3 separate regions of the Homo sapiens genome follow, and all the other regions are linked to region 2. A link is an interaction called in ENCODE POLR2A ChIA-PET data of the cell type or tissue named here. Cell type or tissue: A673. All regions are shown on one strand. Links, peaks and the distances in the headings refer to the core of each region. The heading gives the core; the rest is flanking DNA.

Region 1 (10,768 bases), core at 3,706-6,205, 650 kb after region 2:
CCTCCCATGGCTCCCTACTTCACTCAGGGAGGAAGCCACGCCCATATTGTAGCCTCTTCCACCTCTCACACTCATTGCACAGGCGGCCACCAAGCCCCTTTCTACCCCAGTGCCTTTGCACTTGCCACCCCCTTACTTCATTGCAATCCCTTCTTAGCAGAGAGGCTGACCCTGAATTCCCTCCTGAAATAGTGACCCTTCTCAAATAAGTCTCCCCTCGCCTTGCCTTATTTGTCTTCATATCTGTTCGTCACTACCTGACATGTTAGATATTTATTATTTTCTCTCTTGCCGTTGGGCCTAAGTTCCCAGGGCCTCTCATGTTTCTCCAGCGCCCAGAGGCTGACTGGCTTATGGAGTGAGCGCAATCATTTCCTTTTGTGTGTGAATAAATGAAAGAATCTTGGACCTGACCGCTTCAGACCAAGGGGTTTAGCCCAGGTCTCTGGGACAATGAGGATTCTTAAGGATTTTTCACTGGGGATTGACAGAACCAATTGGTTTGGGAGAGATCACTGCAGCTTCTGAAAGAAGCCACCTGTCCCATGAGGGCATGTGCCATATGGAATACAGACAACTTGATATCAGTGCCCCCCTCCTCGGAGGGTGGGGGGAGGGGGGCGGGTGTTTCAGGAATTAAATCAGAAAATATTGGGATGAGGCTTAGCCCTGTCCTTGGCGCACAGGAAGTACTCAGCCAGTGGTCATGATCAGCATCAGCTGTAGCATGAACGGACCATGGAGACAGGTGGGCTTGCTGACATCCAGGTTCCCAGATTGGGCAGCTGCATGGAGGGGGTTGTGTGCCATGGGAATAAAGGAGGAGGGAGTTTGAGGTGGGGCTGAGGCTGAGGGTGCTGAGGTCAAAGCAGGAGAAAGATCTGGGAGTTCTGTGAGATGTTCAGGTGGCCTGCCCAGTTGGCAACTGGACTCAGGAGAGAGCCCACTAATGGATTTGGGGGTCTTTAGTGCCAACGTGGTGACTGAAAACTAGAGAATGGTTGGGATGGCCCAGAGACCACACATAGAGACAGAAGAGAAGAGCTGGCATGGAACGCTTAGGGCCCCACAGTGTTTGAAGGGAGAGAGAAGAGGAACCCATATATGAGACCAAAACAAAGTCAGAGAGATCGGAGGAACATCAGCAAACAGTGATGATAAGGAAGACAGTCGCCCATGTGACTGTGGTTCCTCCCACAAAAGGGATGGAGTGTATTTGCCCAGCCTTGACTTCAGTTCGGCCATGGGACTTGCTTTTGCCAATAGCATGAGATGAAAGTGACAGTGTGTCATTTTGAGACCAAGCTTTAAGATCTCTTGAATGTGGCTGGGCGTGGTGGCTCATGCCTGTAATCCCAGCACTTTGGGAGGCTGAGGCAGCGGGTCACAAGTCAGGAGTTTGATACCAGCCTGGCCAACATAGTGAAACCCCAGCTCTACTAAAAATATAAAACAATTGGGCGGGGCGCAGTGGCTCACATCTGTAATCCCAGCACTTTGGGAGGCTGAGGCAGGCAGATAACGAGGTCAGGAGTTCGAGACCAGCCTGGCCAACGTGGAGAAACCCCATCTCTACTAAAAATACAAAAAATTAGCTGGGTGTGGTGATGCACACCTGTAATCCCAGCTACTCAGGAGGCTGAGGCAGGAGAATCGCTTGAACCCAGGAGGCAGAGGCTGCAGTGAGCAGAGATCCGCGCCATTGCACTCCAGCCTGGGTGACAGAGCAAGACTCCATCTCAAAAAAAAAAAAAAAGAAGGAAGGAAGGAAGGAAAGGAAAGAAAGAAAGAAAGAAAGAAAGAAAGAAAGAAAGAAAGAAAGAAAGAAAGAAAGAAAGGGAAAGAAAAAGAAAGAAAGAGAGACAAAATAATTAGCTGAGCATGATGGCACACACCTGTAATCCCAGCTACTCGGGAGGCTGAGGCAGGAGAATTGCTTGAACCCAGGAGGCGAAGGTTGCAGTGAGTTGAGATCACGCCACTGCACTCCAGCCTGGGTGACAGAGTGAGACTGCATCTCAAAAAAAGAAAAAAAGAGATCTCTTGCATGTTTCCACGTGGCTGTTGTGCCTGTGCCCCCACTATCAGCAGCCATGCCCAGAATGGCCCATTGGTCCCAGGAAAAGGGCGAGGGACCCGTGAGGCAGAGCAGAGCCAGCCCAGCCAAGACAGCAGAACTCCAGCTGAACAGGAAATATATTAATGGGTCCAGCCAAGGTCCACCAACCTGCAGCCAACTCCCTATTCAAGAGAATAACAGGTTGGGGGTGGTTTCTCAGGCAGCATTCTTGTAGGCATAGGTGACTGATCCACGCTGTGAGATGGAAATGAAATCGCAGTGAGCTGAACTGAAAAGAGGATGGAACAGAAGAAGTTCCGGTGAATAGAGGTGGAGCAGACATTGTCAACTGCCCAACCACAGCTCTTTTCAACTCTCCTCCCTAGGTGGGAGAACACTTTTTTTTGAGGGGGCATCAGCACATGCCTTCAAGGAAGGGACCCCCTCCTGAAACTGAGGGGATAAAACAAGTCTCAGGATGGAAGCCCACACACTGAGGATGGTAGAATGCAAACAGAAAGAGAACACAGGTTTTGGAAGATGTCTTTCAGCCATTGTATCAACAATTCTTGAACTACTGGGGCAGACACTGCTCAGTGCCTGCCCAATGCCCTCGCTCCTTTTCTTCCTTGTTGACAGAACCCTGACTTTATTGGGATGGCAATGAGCCAGCAAAACGCACTCACTCCCCTAGACTGCCTTGCAGCCAGGAATGGCCACGTGATCCAGCATGACCAATGATATGAAAGCCAAATTTTCCCAGTGGGGCCCCCAGAAGAGCTTTCTGAAAAGAGACAAACATGGTGGACACACTGCTCTGCCCTTGTCCCCTCTTCCAGCCTGTAATGTGGACATGAGCTGAGGGTGGAATGGTCATGCTGCAATTATGGCCAACCATGAGGACAGAAGCCACATGTTCGAGATGGCTAAGCAAAAACTGGGAAAGTGACCAGGTGCGGCGGCTCATGCCTGTAATCCCAGCACTTTGGGAGGCTGAGACGGGCAGATCACTTGAGGTCAGGAGTTCAAGACCAGCCTCGCCAACATGGCAAAACCACGTCTCTACCAAAAATACAAAACTTAGCCAGGCGTGGTGGCGGGCGCCTGTACTCTCAACTACTCGGGAGGCTGAGGCAGGAGAATTGCTTGAGCACAGGAGGCAGAGGTTGCAGTGAGCCAAGATCACACCATTGCCCTCCAGCCTGGGCGATAGAGTGAGACTCTGTCTCAAAACAATAACAACAACAACAACAAAACTGGGAAAGAACCTGAACCCCTGGTAGCACCCCTGAGTCACCCCATCAGCTCTGGATGCCTCTGGATTTCTTGTAGCAGGGGACAATATAAATAAATGCTGCCAGGGGTCAGGGTCTGTGTTCCTCGAAGCTGAATGCATGCCTGTCAGAGCCGCCATGCCATCTCTGGGTTTTCTGAATGTACAGGAAGACACACTTCCTTAATGATAAAGTCATTTGAGTTGAGTTTCCCTGCCCCTTGCAGTTGCATGTGTCCCAGGGAATACCTGGGTTTTGTAGTGAGCTGACTTCTAACAAACTGAGATATGCCTGATTCTAGACTTGAGTGAAATGGGGAAAAGGGAACACTTTTGCCATTCCTGGAACACCCGCTGGTGAGACAGAGGCCACATGATTTCCTGTGCACGTTTCTGCCACGATCGTTCTAGTCCTTAGCTAAGGACTCAGGGTCTACTTCCACTTTTGATATCTGTGTACTAATCACCTTCAGGTAGGTTTTTCTCCCTGGAGGAAGAAGCCAAGGTTCAAGGAGGAAAATTTACTATCCAAGGCACGCAGCCAAAGCTAGACTGAAACCCAGGTCAGCCTGATGCTGAGACGATCCTTTTTTTCTCCTTTCTGGGTTCCTGTCTCCTCATCGGTAGAATGAAGAGATTATTCAAGATCAAAGTTTTTCAAAAATTTCGTTTCAAAGCAGGCAAAACCCTTTTACAACTGAACCTTTACTTGTCCAACCTATAAAAAAAAGATGAAAGAGAAACATCTCTGAGTAAGGAGGGTCAGGCTGCCTGCAGCTCCACCCCAAGCCCCATGGCCTACAGGCACCTTGCTGGAATCCTGGGATTTGGGGGAACTTTCAGGAAACGCCAGCCTAGATTATCTCAGGGCCTTTCGAAAAGTCTCTGATTTTTCAAATATTGCTAAAATGTTGCACAGAAGACAGGCACGCACATGGCAAAACAAAAACAAAAACAGAAGCCACAAGTTTTCCTTTCAACAGTGCAAACGGACAGGCAAAATATCATCCTTCCTCCCATCTCTGACTTGCCATTTTTACCACGCGAAAGTCAGGAAACCTGAGCATCTACCAGCAAATAGGTAAACACATTCCTCACTCTCTCCTTAAGACACACACAGACACACACACACAGACACACAGAGACACACACACACAGACACACAGACACACACACACAGAGACACACACACAAACACACACACGCACACACAGACACACACACACACACACACACAGACACACACCCACACACACTTTGTAGCATTCTATAATCACTGTTTTTCATCTCATTTTTCTAGGCTAATATTACATCTTGGCTGTTGTTTCAAATCAGTACAGCGATATCTGCTTTATTCACTTCAGTCTCAGCACAGGATTGAAATACTCTTTAATTCATGCAGCTACGAAGGCCCCTAATCTTGGATATTCACATTGTTTGGAGGCTTTTGTTATGTCAAAGGATGCTGCAATGAAGGTCCTTATATAATGCATCTAGGTGTACATGTGTTGATTTAGATCCTTCCTTCCTTCCTTCCTCCCTCCCTCCCCTCCCTCCCTCCCTCCCTCCTTCCTTCCTTCCTTCCTTCCCTCCTTCCTCCCTCTTTCTCTCTCGTTCTTTTTCTTCTTGCTTATTTTCATTTTCAAATTTTTATTCCACGAACATGTACCATTTGTATAATAATTAAAAGGGTATGTTTACAGACCCAGGACTCAAACTTCAGCCAAGTTAGATAAACAGCCCCACGCATAAGCACAATTCAGAAAGAAAAAAATCCAGCCCCTGCTGCTGAGGCCTGTTTGGCCGGGAGGTGGCATCGCTGGAGAATCTCATGCCAAGATCCAGCCCCTGCCTGTTGCGATCATCCTGGAGAGCAGGGCCTGGGTTCCAGTCCTGGCTGAGCCACGAACTTCCTGGGTGACCCAGGTAAATCACTGTGCTAAGTATGGTACCTTCTCTGGGGAGGTTGATGTTATTATTCCCACTTCCCAGATGAAGAATATTAAAGACTGAGAAATGAAGCACTTGCTAATCTCTCCTACATCAATCAAGAAGTCATCCGGCCTAGAAATGCACCCTGAGTCTTCCCTACCTCCCCGGCAAATATCACCTCACCCACGAGGATTGCCAGCTCTGCCCTCACAATAGAGCTTCTCCCTTACCAAATCCTCAGCATGGCCTTCGAGGCCCTCTGTGGTCTGCACCCCCACCTCTCCAGCTTCACCCACGTCCCCATCCCTGCACTGCACTCTTCCCTGGCTCTCTCTGCACCAGAGCGCCAGGCTCATCCCACTGCAGGGCCTTTGCATTCGCTGCGCCCTTTGCTTAGATGCCTTTCCTTCCCAGCAGGCCCAGGACTAGGTTGGGGCAAGTGAGATCCCCAGGGTGAAGCTTTCAGGAGGCTCTCACTCTCAAATGCCAACCTGCGCGTGGCTGAGACTGAGAGCAAGCGCCTCCTTCTATCCTGCATGCGAGGCACCTCCTGAGCCCCTCCCTCATTAGGGCTGGCTTCCTGGATCCGGCTCTTCTCATGACTGGGGTCTTTGCTTAAATGACCCCTCCGCACAGAGAGTTCTCCCTGACTGTCTCAAACGGGCAGCCCTGCTGTTCTCAAACCTACCGCACTGTCTTATTTTCTTCATTGCCCTAATTTCAGAATTTGTGTTTTGTGCCCATCTCTGCCTACTAGATTAAAAGTTCTATGAGGGCAGCGACTGTGTCTGCCTCGTTCTCAGATATTTCCCCACTGCCCAGCACAGGGCCAGCACTCAGGAGACAGTCAATACCTGGAGTGAATGAATGAATGAATGAATGGGCTAGTCAGTGTCAGAGCTAAGGTTTGAACCCAGGTTTGCCTGCCTCCAAAGTCAGTCATCCCGGCCATGACCGAGAAAGGCGAGAGTGGGATCTGATCACGCAGGGGACCTGGGACTATGGCTGGTGTCCCTGCCTGTCCTGCTGGGAACCCTGCATCGCAAGGACAGGTTTTCTGAGGAAGCTTCTAGGAAGGGAGGGGTTTGGCCCCAGTCACCAGGGACTTCTCCGAGCCTCAGGCCTTCGGTGGGGCCAGCTGTGGCCCCCCTTCTCCGTTCTAGTTTTTATTTTTAGCGTCAAGTTTTTGGGCACAGTAGACTCTCCTTAGGAAAAGTCCAACGAGAGGACAAGGGAGGCGGTTTTGAAATCCGGTGGGAAAGTAGGTCAGGCTGGGTTGCTGGCCGGACTCCAGACGATAAGGCCTGTGTGGAAGTTTAATAACGTGAGCGGCCATATCCATGACATAATTCATAACTGAGAGGAAATAGCAATTAAGGGGCAATTGTGCAACGCGAGACAAGCCTCCTTCACAGCTCATAAAAGCAGGAGGAGGAAGAGACGACGCTGTCATTCCGGGGCCGCTGGGGGCCTGGCTGGCGGCCTGTGGGGATCTGGGGATAAGTCAGTCTGTACCTTGGGGGGTTTGCACTCATCTTTCCTCGCCCCCTCAGGACCCAGGGAGCTGGGAGGATGTAGAAGCAGACCGAGCGCCTACTACGTGCCTGGCTCAGGGTCGGGCTGGGGTACGAGTGTAAAAACGCCGGGTGTTTCGCTGCGGCTGGGAGGTTTGGATGCAGCTGCGCTATTTTGGCGTTGCCTTGTCAAAACGGAAAATTGCTTTGATTATCAAGTGAACTGTACCCCAGACACCCGGATCCTTAGTCCATCTCCCCTGCCCCCACCCTTCAGCGACTGTGGACTTTCAATTTCTCTTGTATTCGTTTTTCTGTGTGGTGGTTCCACAAGCACCATTTGCTTTTATCATTAGTTTTTAAAAAGCTACTAAATCCACACTGGCCCCTTCTCTGTTCCTTGAACTGGCCAAGTGTGTGCTGTCGCCGGCCCTTTGCGCTTGCCGTGGCCTCTGCCTGGGGGTTGCTTTGCTTTTCCGCTAGAGATCCATGTGGCTTGGCCCTCACCTCCTTCAGGTCTTCACCCAAACGCCTGCTTCCCTTGGAGCCCCAACTGACCAGTCTTTTTAAAACTGCAAACCCACCTGGCGTTCTGGATCTACTGTTCCTGCTTTATTTTTATCTACAGCACTTACCACCAATTAACCCTCTCCACAGGCTGTTCACTTATTTTGTCGTCTGCTTGTTCCCACCAGCGCCACCAGCAAAGGAATTTTTGTCCGTCTTGTTCTTGGCTGCATCCCCAGCACCAGAAACTGTGCCTGGGGCATAGTAGGTGCTCAGTGAATATTGGTGAATGAATGAATGAATGAATGTTTGCCATTGTAACTGACGGCCCATGAGATTATAATATGTTGACTTTGTTATTATAAAGCTCACCATTCACTGTTTGCTTTGGGGATGGCCTGAGAATGACTCAAGGTCAAGCCTTCTTGGATGCTGCTGGTGGGAGCAGAAGTTGGAGTGACCAGGGCTGGCTCAGCTGGCTTGGGTATTTGCAGCTGACACCTGTTCTGACTGGTCAGGGATCAACTTGGATATCACCGCTCCCCTCTGCCCTTTCTAAAGAGCTCCTTGGCCATTTCTGTCAAAATTTTAAACACATCCACCAGCTGACCCCACCTGTTCATAAGCATTTTCGTGCAAAGGAGCAAAGCTCTGTATGCAAAAGGGGTTTCTTGGCTGGGCACGGTGGCTCACACCTGTAATCCCAGCACTTTGGGAGGCCCAGGCGGGTGGATCACCTGAGTTCAGGAGTTCAAGACCAGCCTGGCCAACATGGTGAAACCCCGTCTCTACTAAAAAAAAAATACAAAAATTATCGGGGCGTGGTGTTGCGCGTGTGTAATCCCAGCTTCCCGGGAGGCTGAGGCAGGAGAATTGCTTGAAGCCGGGATGCAGAGGTTGCAGTGAGCCAAGGTCGCACCACTGTGCTCCAGCCTGGGCAACAGAGCAAGACTCCATCTCAAAAAATAAAATTTAAAAAAGGGGAGGGGTTCTTGCAGAACTCTTCACAACAGCGCATGTACATACACACACACACATACACACACTCTGACTCCCACAATCAAGGATACACACATCCCCTCCCCACACTCACTCACACACTCATGTAATTAACCATATACACTTATTTTGTCATTCACACACCCAGACGCACACGAGTACATGCTCAGCAATGTGCTGGCACACTCAGCCATACACGCTGCCCCCTGCCCGGCTCCCACACACGGCACACAGATGCCTACTCACTCACACATGCTTAGCCACACACGTGCACACACACACACCTGTGCACAAGCTCACTCACCTTCCTAAAATCTTACATTCACATGCCAGACACACAGTCACCTCCATACACACGTACCGCACACAGTCGACCCCACCCTCCGGCCACATCTGGACACAGACCCTGCCCCTCTTCCACAGGCCACCACCCCAGTGCGCTCATCTCCTGGCTGTGTTTTGAGGAGTGGGGACAGACGCCTGGTCAGTGCATGCCTTGACCCCAGCGCCCCTGGCCCTCTCCACTCTGACCTGCTTGATGTGGGCAAACGGGACCGGAGCCAGCTCTGAAAGCCCCGAGGTGCATAATGCCCACGTCAGCCCTGACTGTGCTGCCTCAGGGCACGTCTGCCCGGCTCATCTGTCCCTGGGCACCCGCCCACTTCCTCCCCACCAGTGGGTGGCCAGGCCTTGCTGACATCAGGTGGTTTCTGGGCCTACCTGGCACCCAGGAGAGAGGAAGGAAGCAATCTGTCCCAGCCACGAGAGCCAAGTGAGGAGCCCAGGACAGGCCCCGGGCCTTGGTGAGCCACAGCCCCTGCGGCTGCATCTGACAGGGCTGGCAGCTGGACTGCCCACCCCTTCACCTGCTGGGACACCATGGCCTGGGCCAGGCAGCAATTCAAGAAGGACTGGGCTCTCTGAGTTACCCCCGAGGTGGTGCGCTCCTCCCCTTCCCAACCCTCAGTATAACAGCCGCATGCACCAGGCACCACGCACTGCTCTGTCTCCATGAGTGACTCAATCAGCCCTCACACAGCCTGTGGGCTGGGTGCTGGTATCATCCTTGCTTTACAAATGCAGAAACTGAGGCACAGAGAGGTGACGGCGATGGCCCAGGAGCAGGACCTGATGCCCGGCACTCTGGCGCCAGGCCGCTGCGCTCAGTCACCCCCACCCTCTCCCAGCTGCTTCGCCTTATTTTGGTTTTGGGTTTTTTTTTCCTTTGGGGGTTTTTGCTTTGTTCTGTTTTGTTTCTGTGAGCCTCCAATATCCACGGCCCTGCACACCTCTTATCTCTAAGAATCTCCATGAATCCTGGCAACCACCTCACAAGCAGGGGCGCCACTATTAGCCCCATTTAACAGATGAGGAAACTGAGGCTTAAATGACCCACTCAGGGGCAGCCAGCAAGGACGAGGCAGAGCCAGAGTCAGGTTTGGACCTGGGTCTGAGGGCTCTTTCTACAGTGCCAGCTCATCTGCCTTATGTGGCAGAGACCTTTGATGGACCAGAGGTAGGGAAAAGTCACCCCAAACTTAGCTCTGGGTCTCTGCTGGCCTCAAAAGAGGGGGCTAAGGGGGCACTTGGTGCCATAGAACAGTCAGAGAAATAAGAACAAATTTATGATGATGACAACGACAAACTTTTTTGTTGCTTTTTAAAATAATTGGGGGCCGGGCACGGTGGCTCACGCCTGTAATCCCAGCAATTTGGGAGGCAGAAGCCAGAGGATCACTTGAGCCCAGGAGTTTGAGACCACCCTGGGCAACATAGTGAGACCCCATCTCTACAAAAAGTAGAAAAATTAGCTGGGCATGGTGATGTACGTCTGTGTTTCCAGCTACTCAGGAGGCTGAGGTGGGACGATCGCCTGAACCTGGGAAGGTCAAGGCTGCAGTGAGCTGTAATTGTGCCACTCCACTCCAGCCTGGGCGACACAGTGAGACTTTGTCTCAAAAAATAAAATTAAATAAAAATAAAAATTTTTAAAAGTGGGATATGATGAACATGCAATCAATGCACAGGTCTTACGGGTTTAGTCTGATGAATTCCAATGAATCAAACACCCAAAACAACATTCAAAACATTTCTAAAACGAAGTTCCCTATATCCCTTTCCAAACTCCCCATCCCTGGCCCAGCCGAGGGAGCCACTGATCTGCTTGCTGTCACCAAAGTTTAGTTGTGTTTCATCTAGAGTTTCAAAAACCAGGAGCGTTCTTTTTGGTCTCAACACAATGCCTGCAAGATGTATTGCATTGTTGCAAATATCACGCACTTGTTCCTTTTTGTGACTGAGTAGCGTTCCACTGCAGGAGGACATCTGGGTTTCCAGCTGTCATGAACATTTGTGCACACTGAGCACCCACTTGAGGCCTGTCACAGTTACAATCCAGTGTCCTCTGCAGGCACTGTGCATGTTGATCCTCACCACTGGTAGATATGGTTCCCACTTTGGGGTCAAAGGAAGTGTGAGTGCAGG
Region 2 (10,768 bases), core at 4,779-7,278:
ATGGCATCTATTCTGAGGCCAAAGGAAAAATCATTCTAGTCATATCTCTAGATACTTTACTTAATCCTTAATATGCTCTGGGTACATTACTTAATAGTTGGTGTGTTAACTTTCTTTATTTTTACTTTTATTTTTATTTTTAAAGATATAGACAGGGTCTCACTATGTTGCCCAGGCTGGTTTCGAACTCCTGGACTCAAGGAACCCTCCTGCCTTGACCTCCCAAAATGCTGGGATTACAGGCATGAGCCACCATGCCCAGCCTGCATGAACTTTCTTTCTTTCTTTTTTTTTTTTTTGAGACAGAGTCTTGCTCTGTTGCCCAGGCTGGAGTGCAGTGGCTCCATCTCGGCTCACTGTAAGCTCCACCTCCCGGGTTCGTGCCATCCTCCTGCCTCAGCCTCCGGAGTAGCTGGGACCACAGGCACCTGCCACCACGCCCAGCTAATTTTGTTTTTTGTATTTTTAGTAGAGACAGGGTTTCACCGTGTTAGCCAGGATGGTCTCGATCTCCTGACCTCGTGATCCGCCTGCCTCGGCCTCCCAAAGTGCTGGGATTACAGGCGTGAGCCACCATGCCCAGCCTGCATGAACTTTCAAAATTGTTAAATAGGAAAATTAATTAGCCACCGTGAAGTAACTCTATCATGTTGTCTTTTTAAAGGTGATATGTGAAATTATCTTATTCCTTTCTGTGGTTACATGAATATTGTCCCCCTCTCCCCCTGCACCCTCTAGACTTAGAGCTTTGCGTGGGCAGGGACATGTCTGTCTTGTTTAATTGTATATTCCCAGGGTCTGGCACATAGTAGATGATCAATACGTGTGTCAAATAACTAAGGACCATGACAATAAAGGCGGTAATTTACACTCCAGAGTAATATTCAAAGGAAATGTTTCCCATAGCCTGCAAAATGTTCAGCCTATACCCTAGAACAATAGTTCCTAACCAGAGGCAATTTTGCTCCCCCAGGGAATTCTCTTTTTCACTTTTTTTTTTTTTTTTTTTTTGAGACAAGGTCTCACTGACACCAGGCTGGAGTGCAGTAACACGATCTCGGCTCACTACAGCCTCAACCTCCTGGGCTTAAGTGATCCTCCCACCTCAGCCTCCCGAGTAGCTGGGACTACAGGTGCACGCCACCACTCCCGGCTAATTTTTTTTTATTTTTTATAGATATAAGGCCTCTCTATGTTGCCTAGGCTGGTCTCGAACTCCTGGCTTCAAGCAGTCCTCTCACCTTAGCCTCCCAGTGTGCTGGGATTACAGGCGTGAGCCACCGCACCCAGTCTTATTTTTTATTGGAGTCATTTTTGTTTGTCACTACTTGTGAGGTGAGTGCCATAGACATCTAATAGGTAGAGGCCAGGGATGCTACTAAGCCCCCTGCAATGCACAGGACAGCCCCTCAAGAGAATTATTCTCCCTCAAATGTTCAAAGTACCAAGGTTGAGAAAACCCTGTCCTAAAAACATAAGGTATTTGAATTGAAAGAAGCCTCAAGTATGGCAGCACAAGACTCATTTTACTAATGCATATGCCAAGGTAGAGACAAGGAAAGAACTTGTCCAAAGATATGGAACAGGGGATTGTGGGAGCTGAGACGAAGACTCAGGCCTCCTTTGCCCAGGCTGGAGTGCTGGCTGCTGACCGCGGGACCCCCCAGGCCAGAAATGAGGATGGATTCAACACTGCCCAGTGGAGAAAAAGAGGGCCTCTTTCCCCACCCCCAATAACAAACAGGATTCTTGACTTGGTATCAAAGCCAGAGAGTGACAGCAGGCAAAGGCGGCTGGCTGAGAACTGCCTCTAACCCCTGAGCTTGGTACAATGCGCTGTACTCCGCATATGAGTGCCAAATCACAGCAATTAGCCAGCGTTGTGCCCACCTGCCAACTTCACACTGGGCTAGTGGCCCAGATTGCTAAAGAGACATGCCCGCTGCAGCTACATGCCTTGGCAACCACAGGCAGTGTTCTCTGCTCTCCTTGGAGCTGGGACCACGGGGCTCCGGCTGCGGGGTATCGCGTACCTGCTATAGAACGGCTTATGAGCTCCCAACAAAGAAAAGAGGGCCTGCAGTTTCCCCCACACTCTTCCTACAGCTTCTCAGGAAGCATTCGGCCCTGCCCACCACCCACCCATCTGTCCTCCCTCGCCCCAGGAGAGGTGCTCCCTTTGGCTGGAGTAAGGAAGGGAGGAGGAAGGAGAACCAATCGCCACTTGAAGCATTTAATAAGCTGGAATCAAGATCTTGTCTACAGCCCCCCAGCAGACACTGGGTGTCTTACATATGGATGGGTAACAGAACTGCTACCCACACCTGGGATCTTAAAGGAGTTTATGGATTTTTCCATCAAGGACCAATTTAAGTGGATGGGTTGGGCTGAAAACAGCTTTCATTCCCAGGTCCTCATGGCGACCAGTAACCTATTTTGCATCTAGACTTGGAATTTCTAAATCAACAATGGAAATGGGAGCTGGCAGCTGATTAAAAAAACCAATTTTGTCCAAGACTCAGCTGTTTACGCAGCACTTCTACATCCTGAACCTCATCGACTCTTCACAACCATCTGGAGAGGGATGCAGAGCAGGGATTTTTAGCTTCACGGAACAGATGAGTATCTGGGCTCAGAGGGCACGGTGACTTGTCCAAAGTCATACAGCTGGTAAGCAGCGGAGCTGAAATTCAAAGTCAGGCCTTGTACCTTGTGGAAATGTTGGTGGAGTGATCAAAGTCCAGCCCAGTGCATCCTTGCAAGACTGTGCAAAACTCTTTAATAAATCCCTAGGGGTCCAAAGAATACTGTTTGGAGACCCTCCCCTCCACAGCCCTTTCTCCATTCTTCTCTGTGCCCTTGGACGCTGACTTGTACATGACTCATCTCTTCACTGGGCTTGGCCAATGTGGAGGCTCAGCAAGATCAGAGAGAGGAAGGAGAATGGGGTTGCATCAGGCTGCATGGGGCCTTCACCTGAAGGTCATTAGTCCTCTCAAGACAGCTCTGTGTCACAGTGTTCTCCCCTAGATACCTGCCCTTGAAGATCTTCTCATCCCATCTGACCTAAAGGTAGTGGCCACTAATTAAAACATGCAGTAGAGCAAGTGATAATAAAAAGCCAAGGAGATAAAGAAAATGGGGATGGAAAATGCAGATGTCTACACGCAGTGGTGGGTTTGTCGCAATTTTAAATAGGGGGACCAGGAAAGACTCACCACGAAGGAAACATTTGAGCAAAAACCCATAAATAAGTGAATGACAGAGCCATGCAGGTATCTTGGGGAATAACTTTCCAGATAGAGGAAATGGCACATGCAAAGCCCTGATCTGAGAGGGAGCCTGGTGTGTTGGAACAGCAGCAAAGGGTAGCCCAGGGCACGGGTGGATGGAAGGCCCCAGGGATGGACTAGACTCCCAGGAATGCAAGTGGGGCAGGAGCCAAAGGAACAGGGTGAGGACGAGGATGGCTCAGCACAGCAAATCCCTGACTAGAGGAAAAAGAACATGAGGGGCATGCTGCATAGAGAAAAGATCCGTAACTCAACTCTGTGCCTTCAAGAAGTAACCATTGAGTGAGTTGAGTGTCCTTAGCCAGGGACATCATTTTCCCACATGAGCATGAAATAGCTGCCCCTGTCACTCTCTAACCCTCACCTACTTCACTTTTCCTTTATTTATCATTGTCTGTCATTACATGCACACTTGTTCTCTTGTTTATTGCCTCTCTCACACACAAATACTTATGGCATATGAAAGCAGAGACTTTACTTGTCATGGTCAAAGTCATAGCCCCAAGATCCCAAGCCCCAACTAGAAAGCGTGGCACATAGTAGGTGTTCAGTTAATGTTTGTTTAAAGATGAATACATGAGTAGATCAACGAGTGTACAAATGACTACTATTGCTGATAACTATATTTTTCTCCAAAAGATTATTTATTACAATCCACATGAAAGGAAACGCAAGAAGAGCTACCAGCATTACCAATAAGAGTAAAGCATATCTTTTAAGCAGTCAGGGTTCATGAGTCAAGAAAGCATTTGGCACACAATAGGTGCTGAATAAATATTCACTGGGCGGACTAGGGATATAACTTGACATGCTCAGAAAAGCATTAGCCTGGGAGTCCAAATTCTGCTCCCCACATCCCCATTTCTAAATGCCACAATGAGCTGTCTTGAAATGTGAGGCTTTATGCTTTCGTTGTCTTCTCTCCCTAGCCTTCCCGTGTCACTCTTTCCTGGTAAGTCAGAGGGATCTACACTGTGTAAAAAAGAATTAAAATCGTTTCAGCAGAAATGAAAGGAGAAATTGATTAGGTTCTTTTTTTATCTTTTTCTCGCTTCAAAAGGCAGCTCTTGAAAACAAACAGGGACAGCCCCAAGGGGAGCAAGGCATAAAGTTTACACCATAATGAGGATATGAAAAGAGAACATAGAAATTGCCAGAGACCCCCATTCCCAGGGCGCTGGGGGAGACTCAGCTAGGAGGGGACCGGACTTGAAGGGACAAAGTGAATGGGATCTGAGTCAGCATCCAGAGAGCCCCAGAAGCCAGAGGCAGAGGTTGCAGTGAGCCGAGATCGCTCCACTACACTCTAGCCTGGGCGACAGAGTGAGACTCTGTCTCAAACCAAAAAAACAAAAAAGCTTAGGGCTTAAGCCAAGCCCTGCAGACCACCCACTGCCAATTAAGTATCCCCCTGAGCTCTTCAGAGCCAGACAGGGGCCTTCTATAGGCAGCTGCTCAGAGGTCTTCAAGGATCACCCAGTGGGACAGTGCCCACCTAAAACCAGGACTGGAGTGAGTGCTCACTGAACCAAACCACTGTGGGCCAACCCTCTTGTCAACAGCCTGAGATCCTTCTAAGTTCCATCTCCTGGTGTGCAGAGGGCTGCTGGTAGTGTATGGGGCAGAAGCCCCAGAACCTGGACCCATCTGAGACCAGACAGCGAGTGGCCAAACCCAGGCCTGTTTTGTGAAGCCTTGACCTCTATAAGCCTCCATGTCCTCTTCTGTAAGATGACCAGAGTGACCCTTGATCATCACAAGCAAACAGCTGGCAGATGGAGAGAAGTGGGACTTTCCTCCCCCTTGAAGTGCTCTCAGCAGCATTTGTGTAGGAGAAGCATGGGGGAGGGGGTGGTGAGGAAGACTAGAGCCAGCCTGGCACAAAAGAGAGATGACTCCTCGGGAGCTTGCTTCCAAATAGCTGTGACGGCAAGCCAGACCATCTGTTCCAGAAGTTCTCTTCTTGAGGAAGCAATGGTGGGATCAAGACAACAAGCAGTCATTCATCCATCCATCCATCTACCCAGTCATTCATTCTACAAAGATTTATTGAGCATTTTCTGTGTGCCAGGCACTGGGAATAAAACTGCAAACAAGAAAGCTCAGGGTTGGCCAGGCGTGGTGGCTCATGCCTGTAATCCCAGCACTTTAGGAGGCCGAGGCAGGTAGATCACCTGAGGCCAGCAGTTCAAGACAATCCTGGCCAACATGGTGAAATCCCATCTCTACTAAAAATACAAAAATTAGCTGGGCATGGCAGTGGGTGCCCGTAATCCCAGCTATTCAGGAGGCTGAGGCAGGGAGAATTGCTTGAACCAGGGAGGTGGAGGTTGCAGTGAGCTGAGATCGCTCCACTGCACTCCAGCCTGGGCGACAGAGTGAGACTCTGTCTCAAAAAAAAAAAAAAAAAAGCTTAGGGTTTCATGAAGCAGACAAGCATTTAAAGTTACTTAAAGACAAGTGTTTACCTACAGTTGTCAAAAGTGCTCCAAGGAAAATGTACAGAAATCACGATTGTCTACTGCGAAGAGTCTGAGATTTACACTACTTGCAAGTTAGCAAGTTTTGTGGATGCTGGCAGAAGATGCAAGACTCCTGGGTCAAAGACAAAGGACAGTTGATGACTCACAGCAACAGCAGTAGCCAGATTACTGCTACTTGCATCACTTCCTCAAGTCCCAATTCCCACAGGGCAGTGCAAAGCCATGTGGAGAGCTGCATTATAGGAGAGGAACCATAAGCTCAGGAAACCCAAAACAGCATTTGTGTCTGTGGCAAACACACACACACACACACACACACACACACACACACACACAACATAAAATTACCACCTCAACCATTTCTAAGTGGACAGTTCAGTAGTCTTAAGTATTCACCTTGTTGTGTAGCAGATCTCCAGAATATTTTCATCTTGCATAACAGAAACTCTGTATCTACTGAACAACTCCCCATTTTCCCCTCCCTGAACCCCTGGCAACTACTATTATACTTTCTGCGTCTATGAATTTGAAAACTCTAGGTACTCATGTAAGTGGAATCATATAGTATTTGTCTTTTTGTGTCTGGCTCATGTCACTTACCATAATGACCTCAATTTTCATCCATGTGGTAGTGTGTGCCAAAATTTCCTTTCTTTTTAAGGCTGAATCATATTAAGAAACCCAAATCTTTTATAACAGATAGTAAACATACCTGCTCTTTGCTCTGAAGAAAGACACCATCTCTATCTTTCAAGGCAGTTTACTATGTGAACATTCTCTAAAATGTAATCTGGAACAAAGGCAGTCAGGATGTTTGCTTGCAAGACATGCAGAAACACAAGACTCCCATGGAAAATTATCTCCCAACAGCTATCAATCCAAAAGAGACTCGTTCGTACACTCATCCATTCATTCAATTCACATTCATCCTTGCTGAGAACAGGACAGCAGTGAAACACAGTGCTACAAATAATAATGGGCTTTGTCCTCACATAATTTACAGACAGAAGACCCCAGTACAAGCAGGTAGCATAACACTGTGATTGAAGACATATAAATTTTCTTTTTTTCTTTTTTTTGGAGACAGGGTCTCACTCTGTCACCCAGGCTGGAGTGCAGTGGCACAATTATGGCTCACTGCAGCCTCAAACTCCCAGGCTCAAGTCATCTTCCTGCCTCAGCCTCCTGAGTAACTGGGACTACAGGTGTGCACTACTATGCCTGGCTAATTTTTTTTTATTTTTTAATAGAAACCAGGTCTCACTATATTGCCCAGGCTGGTCTCAAACTCCTGAGCTCAAACAATCCTCCTGCCTTGGGGATTACAGGCATGAGTGAGTGTTGGGATTGCAGGCGTGAACCACTATTGGGATTACAGGCATGAGCCACTGTTGGGAATACAGGCGTGAGTGACTATTGGGATTGCAAGCGTGAACCACTGTTGGGATTACAGGCGTGAGCCACTGTTGGGATTACAGGCGTGAGCCACTGTTGGGATTATAGGTGTGAGTGACTGTTGGGATTGCAGGCATGAACCACTGTTGATATTACAGGCTTGAGCCACTGTTGGGATTACAAGCATGAGCCAGTGTTGGGATTACAGGTGTGAGTGTGACTGTTGGGATTGCAGGCATGAACTACTGTTGGGATTACAGGAGTGAGCCACTGTTGGGATTACAGGCATGAGCCACTGTTGGGATTACAGGTGTGAGTGACTGTTGGGATTGCAGGCGTGAATCACTGTTGGGATTACAGGTGGGAGCCACTGTTGGGGTTATAGGTGTGAGTGACTGTTGGGACTGCAGGCATGAACCACTGTTGGGATTGCAGGCATGAGCCACTGTTGGGATTACAGGCATGAGCCACCGTTGGAATTACAGGTGTGAATGACTGTTGGGATTGCAGGCGTGAACCACTGTTGGGATTACAGGTGTGAGCGACTGTTGGGATTGCAGGCGTGAACCACTGTTGGGATTACAGGAGTGAGCCACTGTTGGGATTGCAGGTGTGAGCCACTGTTGGGATTACAGGCATGAGTGACTGTGGGGATTGCAGGTGTGAACCACTGTTGGGATTACAGGTGTGAGTGACTGTTGGGATTACAGGCGTGAGCCACTGTTGGGATTACAGGCATGAGTGACTGTTGGGATCGCAGGCATGAACCACTGTTGGGATTACAGGCATGAGCGACTGTGGGGATTGCAGGTGTGAACCACTGTTGGGACTACAGGAGTGAGCCACTGTTGGGATTGCAGGCGTGAACCACTGTTGGGATTACAGGTGTGAGTGACTGTTGGGATTACAGGCGTGAGCCACTGTTGGGATTACAGGCGTGAGTGACTGTGGGGATTGCAGGCATGAACCACTGTTGGGATTACAGGCGTGAGTGACTGTTGGGATTGCAGGTGTGAACCACTGTTGGGATTACAGGTGTGAGTGACTGTTGGGATTACAGGCGTGAGCCACTGTTGGGATTACAGGGGTGAGTGACTGTTGGGATTGCAGCCTTGAACCACTGTTGGGATTACAGGCGTGAACCACTGTTGGGATTACAGGCGTGAGCCACTGTTGGGATTACAGGCATGAGTGACTGTGGGGATTGCAAGTGTGAGCCACTGTGCCCAGCGGACATGTGATTTTCACCCAATGAGTTCACTCCTAAGAATTTATCCAAGGGAAATGAGTGCACTTTTCCACGTGTTCTCTGAGGAAGCAACACTTGAGCTGATCCCCAAAGGAGGGAAAGGAGGAACCCTGAAAAGGGCTAGAGGAAGAGCATTCCAGGAAGTTGGGGCATAGGGAGGTTTCCCTGAGGCTTGGCCTTCTGAGATTCTAAAGAGGCAACCTAATATAACGCAAAAGGGATGGGCCTAGGACCCAGGAACCTGTCAGTCCTGCCTCTTCCAGTCACTTGCTATGCAACCCCCACAAGTTCTTCACCCTCTCTGAACACAGAGAACCTCTGACAAAACGACCTCTAGGAGCTGTTCCAGCTATGAAGATCCAGGGGCATTTGACAGGACAATTGCAAAGCACAGACCACGCTCTCTCAAGGTTTTGAGACCAAAAGGACAAATGACCGAGGGACCAAGTCCACCCAGGCAGTGTTCTGGACAAAACAAATTGCATCTCAGGCCAAAGGGGATGACAGCTGAGGCTCCAAGGCTCTGACAGCCTTTGCTGCTACAAAATGAAGATGTTCTCCTGTCTTCCTTCCCGTCTGCAGGAACGAAACAGGGTGGCAAAATCCCAGAGCATTCCACTCAGCTGTCGACAGCCCTGCGACTGGCTGCAGCCTCGGAAATAAATGGTCCCGTCAGCTGCTAGGGAGGGTGAGCTCAGGATTTCAGATGAAAATGAAATAAGAGGGAACGCAGCCCAGAAGCAATGCAAAGTAACGGGAAGGGGACGAAAAATCTTCCACTGCAGCAAGACGGACGCTAGAATGGTGCAATGGGACGCTGACCTCAGATCCGGGGACATGGGGAATGAGCTCATCCTGGGGGACCTGGCTGGTGGGCCCTGTGCTTCTGGGATCCAGGGTCTGTCTGAGGGGACCTGGACCTGGCTGGCAGGACCACTGCTTTCTTCTCTTCCCCACCCCCACCCTTCCCTCCTCTTGCGAAAGCCATATACTTCTGCATGTGTCCAGATCAAACAGCCTACAGTAATACACCTGAGGGGCTGGCTAGCTTCAACCCCCTGCTAAGGAAGAAAGCCTCAAGCCTGACAGACTCCTAGCAGGAGGGAGACAAATTACAATCCCAAGAGATGGGACAACACAGCAATAGCTCTCTAATCTGGGGGAGGAAAGATGACAACAATAACGAAATCCAGCATCTACCAGCACCTCGGATCCTGCTGTAAAATCCAGCTTCAGGGTCTTTCTGTGTGTGTTGCCATCACAGCTTCTCATGTTCTGGCTGTGTAATCCTGAGCAAGTTATTCACCCGTGTCTCATTTACCCCATCCCAGAAACAGGGAAAATCATGTTACCCACTATGTGGGGTTGTTATGAGAATGAAATATAAAAACTTTAGAATAGTATCTGGCACATGGCACATTCTCTCAAGAAGTCAGATTCATTTTGGTTTTTATAACTGTGTTGTTTTGTATTCACATGAAATATAGCTCTACCTGTACACATAACCCACATCACATCAGCCAGGTTCAAACACCCATCTGAGTTCATTGATACTAAGTATCTATGGACTGGATTCATAGTAAGCACCCTCCTGCCTGACTCTCTCCAACCCCCAACCACTCAACAGTCTTGGGTGCTCACACATCCCCTTTTCCACGCCCACCCTCCCTTTGAGCTACCTAAGCATCTGCCAGTGTGCAGTGCTCTGATGAGCTGTCTCTCTTCTTAAGAAAGAGAAAAGTTGAACCAGGACTTAAAATCTCAGATGCCTACAGGGACCAGACAGGTAGACAGGTAAAGGGTTCTAGACTTTAAGGAGTGGTGAGGAGTGTGACAAACTGGAGAACCCAGGCCCCAGCTAAAGGAAAATGTTGCTACCAGCTCTAGCCAATTTTTGCCAGGCAGGAAAGCAGGTTCAGAATTGGCACATCTTCTAAGTTTTCAAGGGAAGCCAGAAATCTGGATTCGTATGCGAAAATCTCCTAATTTTCAAATATTGGCACATACTTCATTATTTTTAAAACATGGAAGTCCTGGGAAGATACATGAGTTTGCACCCTCTGAGTAGAGGGGAATGAGCCCTCCAGCTATTACCAACTATCAGGCAGTGCCCTCTCCCTGCAAGAACCAGAATCTCGTGGCTGGGCTGAAGCACCAAGGAACTCTAGACAGATCTTAATTAAGTGCCAGGGAGAGTACCTATTAGTTGATAAAGGCTTAGGATGAGGGTAGGGGGAAGAGTCCCCTGAGGGCTGGAGCAGTGGAGGAAAGCTGAACGCAGGAGGTGGACTTGGAAATGGGCTGTGAAAGTTATCAGGAGGCGGAAAAACTGAGGGACAAACCACAAC
Region 3 (10,768 bases), core at 5,214-7,713, 290 kb before region 2:
TCCCTAGCTCCCGGGAAGGAGCTCCTTTTTGAGCTCACACAGCTTGGGAATCCTCCTGTCAACACTAGGGCCACTACTGCGTGTGGGTCCTGTTGGGGAGACCATTTACCTCACCAGACCAGAGCTCTACGAGGCCAGGGGCCCTGCCTTATTGGTTTATTCTTCATGATATTCCCAGCCCCTACCAGCACTGAGCACACAAGGGTCCTTGATATTTAATTTAATATTTTGTCATTAGCTGAAAAGTAGTGACATATATTGGTTCCATATTCTTTATTTTATAGACACGTAGAATATTAGACTGTGCAGAATTTAAAACAAGAATAATCCTCACAGATCATCTAAGACTGAGATTGAATTTATTTTATTTTAACAGCAGAATCCTGCCTGAATTCAAATTCCTGTTCCCTCCCCATACTGGTGGTGGAACCTTAGGCAGGTTACTTCTCCCATCCACCCAGTTTCCTCATCTGTGTAATAGGGATTATAGCTGACATTTATTGAGCACTTACTGTGTGCCAGGTATGATCCTAAGCACTTTATGTCTATAATGTCCTTTAATCCTCTAAATCACCTGATGAGAGGGACATCACTGCTGCTGTTCCCATTTCAGAAAGAAGGACAGTGGGCACAGAAAGGCAAGGATTCAAATCCAAGTAGCTGGGTCCAGAGCCCCCTACCTTACAATGGTAAGGGTTAAATGTGATGGCGTGAACACAGTTCTTAGCTCAGCAATCAGCATACGGGAAAGACTCAGTGAACATTGCTATATAAGTTTAACTTTCACTGAATACAAAAGAAACCTAAATACAGCTTTAAAAAGGAGGGGCAGGGGCCAGGCACGGTGGCTCACACCTGTAATCCCAGCACCTTGGGAGGCCGAGGTGGGTGGATCATCTGAAGCCGGGAGTTCAAGACCAGCCTGGCCAACATGGTGAAATCCTGTCTCTACTAAAATACAAAATTAGCCAGGTGTGGTGGCAGGTGCCTGTAATCCCAGCTACTTGGGGGGCTGAGGCAGGAGAATCACTTGAACTTGGGAGGCGGAGGTTGAGGAGAGCTGACATTGTGCCATTGCACTCCAGCCTGGGCAACAAGAGTGAAACTCCATCTCAAAAAAAAAAAAAAAAAAGAGGGGCTACATCAATGACAGACTGGATAAAGAAAATCTGGTACATATACACCATGGAATACTATGCAGCCATAAAAGAGAATGAGATCATGTCCTTTGCAGGGACATGTGTGGAGCTGGAAGCCATTATCTTCAGCAAACTAACACAGGAACAGAAAACCAAATACCTCATATTCTCACTTGTAAGTGGGAGCTGAACAATGAGAACATATGGATACAGGGAGGGGAACAACACTCACTGGGGCCTGATGGGGGATAGTGGGGGTGGGAGAGCATTAGGGAAAAGAGCTAATACATGCTGGGCTTAGTATCTAGGTGATGGGTTGATGGGTGCAGCAAACCACCATGGCACATGTTTACCTATGTAACAAACCTGTATGTACATCCCGCACATGTATCTTGGAACTTATAAAATAAAATAAAATAAAATAAAATAAAATAAAATAAAATAAAATAACCAAATTATTCTCACAAAGCCTCAGTTTTTCCACTTGGAAAATGGAAATAATAATGGCACCCCTATAAGATTATCAGGAAGATTACATGTGACTGTATTGGTCCAGCACCTGACACTCAGAACATATTCAATAAGAATCACCTAGTATTGCTTTCATAACCTGTAGAGAAAAAGCAGTAACATCTAACATCTGGGCCTCGGACGTCTCAAAAGTGCTCTATTGACTTTTTCTTTTAAACCAATGTACCGAATCCCACTCGGTTGGCAGGAGGCCACGGGCGGATTTGGGGCGGCACAGAGCACAGCCGAGTGCCAGGGTGTACCCCGCCGCAGCATTTTTCCAAGGCTCTGCCTGGCTGGCCCTGCTCGCAGTGGGAGCTGTGGTCCCCGCAGAACGGCGCGTCCTGGGCAGGCTGCGCGCGGGTGATTCATGCATTCATGCATATCTGTGGGAAGCTGGGAACCAAGCTGGTGAGCTCGGCTGCCAAGTAGGCCTTGCTGGCCCTGCTTTCCCCTGGGGCTGGGCAACCCCAGGCTCCTTCGTGACTCCTCAGAATCTCGGACACCCCCTGAATTCCACCCTGGTGGGCCATTTGTGGTCTGTGCCCCATCCAGGGCCTGAAAGAGGTGCACCAACCTCCTACATGGATTCCACAGATCCTGATTCAGACAGCGAGCACCCCGGACTATAACGATACCTGGGGGAAATAGACAGAGTCTGCGCACCACCGAATTCCAGCTGGTGGACTTCAGACCCGGGTTTGAAGCCTGGCTCTGCCACATCCTGATCATGTGGACTTAGGTAAGAAATATAAGCTCTGTGAGCCTCAGTTTCCTCATCCGGCAAGTGAGGAGGGCCACAGTGTCTACCCTGTTTGGTGAGGACTGAAGATGGCAGTGCTGGGAGGGGCCGTGCCTGGCACCAAGATGTGTCCGGGACCATGAGCTACTGTGACCAGCATCTCATCACAGGGTTTCTGTATCTCAGGGTCCAGCCCCTTACCTCTCTGGCCTCATCTTTTGCCATCTGTGTCCTTCACCTGTCCTGACCACACCAGCCTCTTTGCTGATCCCTTGACACACTCAAGCTCCTGCCTCCCAGCCTCTGATCTGCTCATCCCTCTGCCTGGAAGACCCTTCCACATGGTTCACTCATCTCCTTCCAGTCTTTAATTGCCTGTCACCTTCTCAGTGAGATCTTCCCTGACCACCTTACTTAAAGTTGCAATCCCCTCCCTCACCAGTCCCCTTCCCTGTTTGGTTTTCCTCCAGAGCTCTTATCCACCACCTGGCAGGCTGTATATTTTGCTCATTTTTGGCCCATCACTCCCCAGGTATTAGTTTTCTTTTGCTGCATAATGAGTTGCTCTAAAAACATAGTAACTTAGAACAACAAATATTGATTACCTTACAGTTTCTGGGAGTCAGGAGTTTGGGAATCAGCTGGGATTGAGTCATCTGAGGGCTCAACTGGGCCTGGAGGGGCTGGTTGCAAGACGACTGCCTCATAGGGCTGCTGGTGCGAGGCCTCAGTTCCTCACTACGTGAACTTTGCCATAAGATTGCTTGAGGCTTCACAGCATGGCAGCAGGCCTCCCCCAGAGTGAGTGACTCAGTTTTACCACTTGGAAAATGGGAATAAGAAAGGCACCCCATAAGACTGTCATGAAGATTAAATGTGACAAAACAATGTAACATATTGGTATAGTACCTGGCATTCAATACATGTCCTCGAGAGAGAGCAAGGTGGAAAGCACGTTGTGTATATGATCTTGCTGCAGAAGTCACTGCCATGCCATCATCTATCTATCATCTATCTAATCAATCAATCTATCTATCCATCCGTCTATACATCTATCCACCATCTATCTACTATCTACCTATCATCTATCTACCAACTGACCTATCATCTGTCATTTATTTATTATCTGTCTATTATCTACTATCTGTCTATCTATCTATTTATCATCTATCTAATCAATCCATCCATCGATCCATCCATTTATCCATCTGTCTATACATCTATCCACCATCTACCTATTATCTACCTATCATCTATCTACCTATCATCTGTCTATCATCTATTTATCATCTGTCTATTATCTATCTACCATCTGTCTATCATCTGTCTACCCATCTGTCATTTATTTATCTATCTATCTATCCATCCATCATCTACCTATCATTTATCTATCTACTTATCATCTGTCTATCATCTATCTATTCATCTGTCTATATATCCATCCACCCACCGACCCACCCATCCAGCCATCCAGCTATCCATATTGGGTGACACAAGTCATCCCTATTCAGTATGGTTGTGAGTACCAGGAGGCAGGGATCCCTGGGGCTCTCTTGGAAGCTCACTCCCACAGCCAACCAGAATATAAGTTTCATGGGAATAGGGCTATGTCTGTTTTGTTCACTGCTATATCCTCAGCTTCTAGAACAATGCTGAGTACCTAATAGATTCTTAATCTAGTTTGTTGAATGAATGAACCAGACAAGGTGAAACTTAACCAGTGAAAGCAGCACATGCAGGTCTCTCTGAAGACAGACAGAGCACAACCTCTTCAACAGTGGTTCTATGAAGAACTCCAAGCATTTGCTACAACATCAGGGGAAATGAAAGAAGAGGGAGCAGCTTCTGTACACAAAGCCACTTCTTCATAGTAGTCCCAGAATGTTCTGGTATGCGGGAGAGATGTGGCAGTTTGTGTTGGAAAGGACAATGGATTTGAAGGTGGGCACAGAGCACGCGGCTGCAGTGCACCCACGTGGACACCCTTCTGCGGGCTCACCTGGTTGGTGTGGGCATGAGAAGATCAGGCACCTAACCCTGGCTTGGCACTTAAATCAATAAAGTTTAGTTTGTTATACTTAAGCAGGCGTGATCACACCCACTCTGCCTAGTACCCAGGAATATAGTAAATTCATTAATTCACATCACTCATTTACTCATAACTCTTGACTTCATGGAGTTCACAAGTTAGTGAAAGACTCAAATGGATTGATACATTCTGAAAATAGTGCCACACAATGTGTTGTGCTGTTGTTATGTGCCTTGATGAATTGCTGTTTCGTTTATTGAGCACCTACTGTGTGCGGCCACTGTGCTAAATCTTATATGTATCAGCTGTATGCAGTAGGTGCTCTTAATCCTCTTTTTACAAGTGAAGCTATGCAATCTCAGAGAGGTTAAGCAACTTGTCCTAGGCCACCCAGCTAGTAATTTGGATCTAGGTTTTGTGACCTCGGAGCCTTTCCTACTATGTGGTAACTTTTTGCTTAGGGACGTTTTAAATATCTACATTTAAACTGACAGTGGGAGTAATATTTCTAATAAAAGCCCTAGTCAATTCACTTACTGCCATTTGCCTTTTAATGTAATAATTGTGGTGGATTTGGATCATGTCAACTCAGCTAAGTTGGAATTCTCAGAATTCCCTTCCCTGCATTGTTTCTGGTTAGCATAGACCAAAAGACATTTTGAGTGAGACCCGGGAGGGGGAAGCGAAGTGGCAGGTAGACTGCTGCCATGCTTGGAAGGTGGGCATGGAGCACGCGGCTGCAGTGCACCCACGTGGACACCCTTCTGTGGGCTCGCCTGGTTGGTGTGGGCAGCAGCTAAGCCTGCAGCTTCCAGTCCCTGTGGATCCTCCTTAGTGTCTCTGAATCCTGGCAGAGGCCTGTTTAGTTCCGGGATGAAGAATGCCACCTTTTCCTGCAGATCACCTGAGTGAGTAATCACAGATGGCTGCTTGGAGGTGGCAAGAGATGGACGGGGGGTTTCCAGTCTGTCATCCCGGGTTCCAGCTTGTCCTGGTGGCTCCAGTTTGTCGTCACTCCCTCCCACTTCCCATCCATCCTTCCTTCTTGGTGGCTGCCCTGCTGACTTGAGGATCCAGCGTCAAATTCAAAGAAGCAGCCCCATGTAGACTGGTGAACCAGCTCCCCAAGTTGCATAAGGTAAATCTCTACGATAAATCCCTCCAGTTGATTCTGCTGTGGTCAAACCCTGATACAACAATTTAAGCCTGAATCTCATTTCGTGTACTTTAATATATAATAACTCAAGCCTGTCTTCATTCCTCCATTGTTTTCAAATATTTAAAGCAAATACCTATGAGTATGTGAGGGATACCTATGTCTGCCACACATCATGGTTAAAACTCTGTTTGAAGATTTTAAAAAGCACCTTGGCAATGCCTGGCAGGTCTGTCTGGAAAGGAGCAGAGAGGCCAGGGTGGGAGGGAATCCCCCTGCCTTCGACCCAGACGCCTTGGTTCTCCCAAATCACTTGATAGATTTTCCCCAGACCTGTCCCTGAGGCCCTGGACTTGGCTGTGGCTTTGAGGGCGGGAACGCCTCCGAGCTGGCCGCTGGGGAACGCGGACTGTCTAGTGGAAAATCCTGATGCCAACTAGAGCTCTGTGTCGTAGGCACACGGCTAGACTGGAGGGACGCGCCCACACGATAGGAAGTGATGTGTCTTGCTGGACAATGCCAGCAGATACTATTTGATATTTATAAACTTTTCCAGACTCTCAGAGCAGAAGATGAGCAGCTTCATTTTTACAACCACAAATAGTACATTCCTAAGCTTGTACGTGTGTGTATACATATATGCATTAGAATGACTGAGTGTAACTCACAAAAGAAGAAAAAACAATGAAGCAAATCCATGACTGAGTTTCCATTGGCCTAAAGGAGAATACAATAATTCATAAATACCTCTCCATTTATACAAAGGAAGAAATGCGGTCAGGCACGGTGGCTCAGGCCCCTAATCTCAGCACTTTGGGAGTGCCGAGGTGGGAGGATCACTTGAGCCTGGGAGTTCATGACCAGCCTGGGCAACACAGCAAGACCCTATCTCTACAAAACTTTTAAAAATCAGCCAGGCATGGTGGTGTGCGCCTGTAGTCTCACCTATTTGGGAGGCTGAGGTGGGAGGATCGCTGGAGCCTGGGAGGTCAAGGTTGCAGTGAGCCATGATCAAGCCTCTGCACACCAGCCTGGGTGACAGAGTGAGATCTTGTCTCAAAATAAAATAATAAAATAAAATAAAATAAAGAAACAGCAATGAACAAATGGAGGTCTGTGAACTTCCATTTATCCAAAGGAAGAAAGAACATTTCACAGAACCAGAAACATTCACAAAATCTTCTCTTTTACAAAGGTGGAAAGACTAGCCTCAACTGTTTACCCCAGGAGGTCAGAAAACTATGACCCACAACTGGCTGTTTTGGTAAATAAAGCTGTATTGGAACACAACCATGGTCACTCTCTTACTTATTGTCTATACTGCTTTCATGCTACAACAGCCAAGTTCATTAGCTGAGACAGGGATGTATGGCCCACAAAGCCTCACATATTTATTATGCAGCCCTTTAGTAAAAGTTTATGGACTTCTGGTTTATTCCATAACCTTTGGGACCACTGAAGCATCCTCCCTATTGCTTTCACATTTTCTTGAATAAATTGAGCCCCTTACACCTTCAGCAGCAGGAAGTCTAATACTTCCTCTTGAGCACCTCACTTTCTCACCACTCCCATTATCCAAGAATCCTGGGATTTACATGGTCCAAAGAGGATCAGTCCTATTTCCAAACAACAGAAACCTACACTAAAGCCATCAGGTCTCATGGCCACCAGGGGTCACTGTTAAGCACAGGCTGTCCTCTGAGCTCAAGATCCACTGCTCCCCAACACAACGCTGGGACTGCTGGGGCCTGACAAGATTCCAGCTCAGCCAGTAGCCCTGTTAGAAGCAGTCCCCTGTGAACCTCATTAAGGCGCTCAAGCTTTGGCCAGGTGCTCCCACCCTCTTGATGATTTCTTGTTCTGGATCCGTCCCCAGCCACGTGGGTTTCCTGTCTTTCTCCAGTAGATGTTAGGTGAGAGCCCCAGAGTCCACTCTGATGGCTTTTCCCAACTTCAGGTCATGGGGAGCAATGATGGATATCTCAGTTCCTTCCTTCCCTAGAGAACCTGGCTCCACATGCAAACGGATGCAGCTCCCCCAACCCCATCCCCAGCAGCTAGGTCTTTCTGGTGAGAGACGTGCTTTGGTCAGGTTACAGGAGTTCTTTTACAACCACCCTCAAGAAATGTCCCCTGTTCGCATTAACTAAGAAAGACCATTTCATTCCTAAACAAAGAAGATTTATTGCAAGGAGAGGCGTGGACAGGTGCAGATACCTAAAGAAGATAACCTGGATCCAATGTCGCTGGGTCTTTGTTCACACCTCATAGCTTCTTCCCTGGTGGTTCAGGCAGCTTCTGAGATGGTCTCTGTGATCTTCACTTTCTTATATTCATGCCCTCAGGTAATCCCTTCTCCTTGGGTAATTTCCATCAAACCAACAGCATACCTCAATATTGGGGGAATGCCACATCTGTGATTAGATTACAGAATAGTTGGGCTTCCATCTTGCTAGCAGACCCTCTCCCTCGCCAGCTGTGAGGAAGCAGCCTGCCAGGTTGGAAGGCTCACATGGTCAATAGTCAGCTCATGCTGAAATCTGCCCTGTGGCGAGCGGGGAGCCGGTGTGGCAATGAACTGACGGAGTTCTCCATCCAACAGCCAGTGAGGAGCTGAGGCCCTGAATCGAAGAGCCCACACATGACAGAATCCTCCCAACAACCACATGTGTGAACTTGGAAATGGAGCCGACACCAGTTGAGCCTTCAGATGAGATCCTAGCCCTGGTTAAGACCTTGATCGCAGCCTTGGAAGAGACACTGAAGGAGAGGACCCAGCTAAGCTGTGCCTGGATTCCTGCCCCACAGATACTGTGAGATAGTTTTAACTGTTTGTTATTCTAAGCTATGAGGTTTGTGGATGATTTGTTATGCCACAGTAACTAATATACCTGTCCACAGACCATTTCAGCACTAAACACACGGGAAACTGTCAGGCTTTACAAATGTATTGACCTTTAAAATGCCTACATTTTGCAGCAGAGAGTAGTAGATAAATAGAAGTACTTCTCAGAAAGATAAAATGTCTAACCTAAACAGGTGAACATTTGGGATTACCTGACAAAGGTCAAGGAGAGTAACAAATAGCTGACCCTTCCTCCCAGGTCCAGAGACTGGCCGGCTTTTGATGTGAGGGGTGGAGCATGCATCCAGCTCTCTGAGGCTATGGAGGGTGCCTGTCCACCTCTCCCCACCTACTCCACCTACTCCCACTTCCTGGACCACTCTCTGCAAATCAGTGAGCCCCATCTTCTATTCTGCCTGGCCTGGATTCACAACCTACCGAGCTGCTCTGAAAGGGAAATCTGGGGAATGACATTTATCAATGTAATTGACCAAGAGGAGCTGGCATTTCCACGACTACCTCTGCTGCTCAGAAAGGGCATCTAGGAGTCAGCTGGAAGCTCCTTCTCATATCATAGCTCACTTAATCCTCACAGACTCTTGTTTTGATGGAAGCACTAATATCCCCAATTTCCAGATGGGGAAATGGAGGCAATTAGAGAGTAAGAACCCTGACCCAGGTCATAAGCTAGTGAAGGGACAATCTGACCCAGGCAATGGCCCCAGAGTCTATGCTTTTAACAGGGGCCCCATATCACTATTCACCCACCTAGGATTCCCCATCTCCCCTCTATGTTGAATGGCCCCTCGGCTCTCCTAGAGGACCATTGCTCCCCAGTTCTCAGCTCAAATAGTGATGGTGGGAAGGATTGTCCCATTGTTTTTCTGTGTGTGCACACTCACACACACACACTCACACACCCTCTTATAGTCACGTGTGCACTTGCACACACTCACCTGCACAAGCGCTCTGAAGCTCCAGGTCAGAGCCTGTAACACGGGCCTGACGCATCACCACGCTCCACAGCTCTGCCTGCGCCAAGGGTTCCCTGCCCGCACCCAAGCCAAGCTGGGCCAAATCAACCCTAGGAGGTTTGAGAAAAGGGATGCTCTTTTTCCAGGGCCTCACTGAGCTGTAGGATGCAAGCCTGAAACTACTGGTGATGAAAAGAAAAGCAGAAAGAGAAAGCGCGATCCCTGAACACGTTCTTTAAGCCCCAAGATTCAGCCAGGCACAAAGGTTCATCAAGGTCTGTTTAGGTTCATGAGTCAGGATGGCCCCTGAATCGCTGGAGTCAGTCTGAGGTTGGTTTCTGTCACTTGAGACCAAGAAAAACTGAGCATTTCAGCAGAGAAAGGGGTATCTGCAGGGCTGCTAAGAGATTGCTGCTCCCAAGGCTTTAGACCTGCCCAAGGCAGCTCGCACCTGGGCACGTCATGCCTGAGTTCTCTGCTGCGCTGCCAACCGGCATCCACCTTCCAACCTCTCCTTCCGCCAGACACAAGGCCCAAGTCCATGGGGTCCCTATTCCTCTATCCTAAAGTCACACCACACACACATTGACTCTGAGCCTTGCCTTCCTAACACCCAACTGGATTTGTCTTTCTTGTTTTCAACGAAAGCTAACAAGGTTTCCCAGGAGCTAAATCGAGAAGGTATAAGGGAGAAAGACTAGATTAAAGAAAAACTCCAGCTGACTTCCAACCCACAACGTAAGGACCCAGGCAGTGATAGAATGTGAAAGCTGGGAAGAACTGAATTTGAGTTCCTCATTTTACACATGAAGCAACCCGGGGCCAGAGAGGTGAAGTGACTTGCCCCAGGTGTACACCAAGTTACCTATGCGTGGGTACCTCACACAACAAAAGTTTTTAAAAGCTAAAATGTATTGCAGGCATAGTGTGTGCCAGTCACGGGCTCAATGTTTTCGCGGTATTATCTAATTAGATCCACCCCCAGTCTTCTGTAAGTGGTTACCATTATTAGCTAATTTTCAGATGTTAAAACAGACTCAGAGAGGATGTGTGACTTCCCCAGGCTCACACAGCCAGTAAGGAAGGAGCAAGGCGGGCCGTCAACCCAGGCAGCTAGATTCTAGGGCTCTCCCTCTTCACACTTCTCCCCTGCTTTGGACAAGTTTCACAAAATGTTACCTCCCTTGGAAGGCAACACAATTGATTCAGGCTCTTCAAGAAGTCTTCCCTGAATGAATTCTCCAACCCAAAGTGAGCAGGCCTTTGTCTGCACCCAGCCTTCTGCTCTAATCTGGATCCCACCATCCGGCCCAGAGTGAATGACGACGTTGATTTCTCCCGTAATTGTGTGTTGTGTGTTCAACACTCATCCA

What was found. ChIA-PET counts read pairs that join two places held together with the same protein. Peaks named below come from ENCODE experiments on the same cell type or tissue, not always from the same donor. Only the 100,000 strongest peaks of a DNase experiment are listed, where the experiment ranks them.
Region 1: POLR2A ChIA-PET joins it to region 2 with 6 read pairs; 1 of 35 experiments calls an interaction of 5 or more read pairs at or near these places.
Region 3: POLR2A ChIA-PET joins it to region 2 with 5 read pairs; 5 of 35 experiments call an interaction of 5 or more read pairs at or near these places.

The regions. Positions count from the first base shown.
Region 1 is chr20:50,375,266-50,386,033 of GRCh38, reverse strand. It overlaps LOC124904928 (a long non-coding RNA gene), which reads left to right. Exons shown (of 2, transcript XR_007067641.1): 2 at 1-408. Among named protein-coding and RNA genes, the nearest start is that of LINC01271, 59 kb to the right of the region's middle. RefSeq lists a silencer at 6,538-6,966. In A673, for the core only: a CTCF peak has its summit at 5,119 (motif pointing right); DNase peaks (open chromatin) are centred at 4,726 and 5,143; H3K27ac peaks cover 2,500 bases.
Region 2 is chr20:51,029,073-51,039,840 of GRCh38, reverse strand. No RefSeq gene overlaps it. Among named protein-coding and RNA genes, the nearest start is that of KCNG1, 11 kb to the right of the region's middle. RefSeq lists an enhancer at 4,210-5,194. In A673, for the core only: no CTCF peak of the experiment used is centred there; a DNase peak (open chromatin) is centred at 5,950; H3K27ac peaks cover 2,486 bases.
Region 3 is chr20:51,322,911-51,333,678 of GRCh38, reverse strand. No RefSeq gene overlaps it. Among named protein-coding and RNA genes, the nearest start is that of MIR3194, 120 kb to the left of the region's middle. RefSeq lists an enhancer at 4,723-5,601. In A673, for the core only: a CTCF peak has its summit at 7,211 (motif pointing right); no DNase peak of the experiment used is centred there.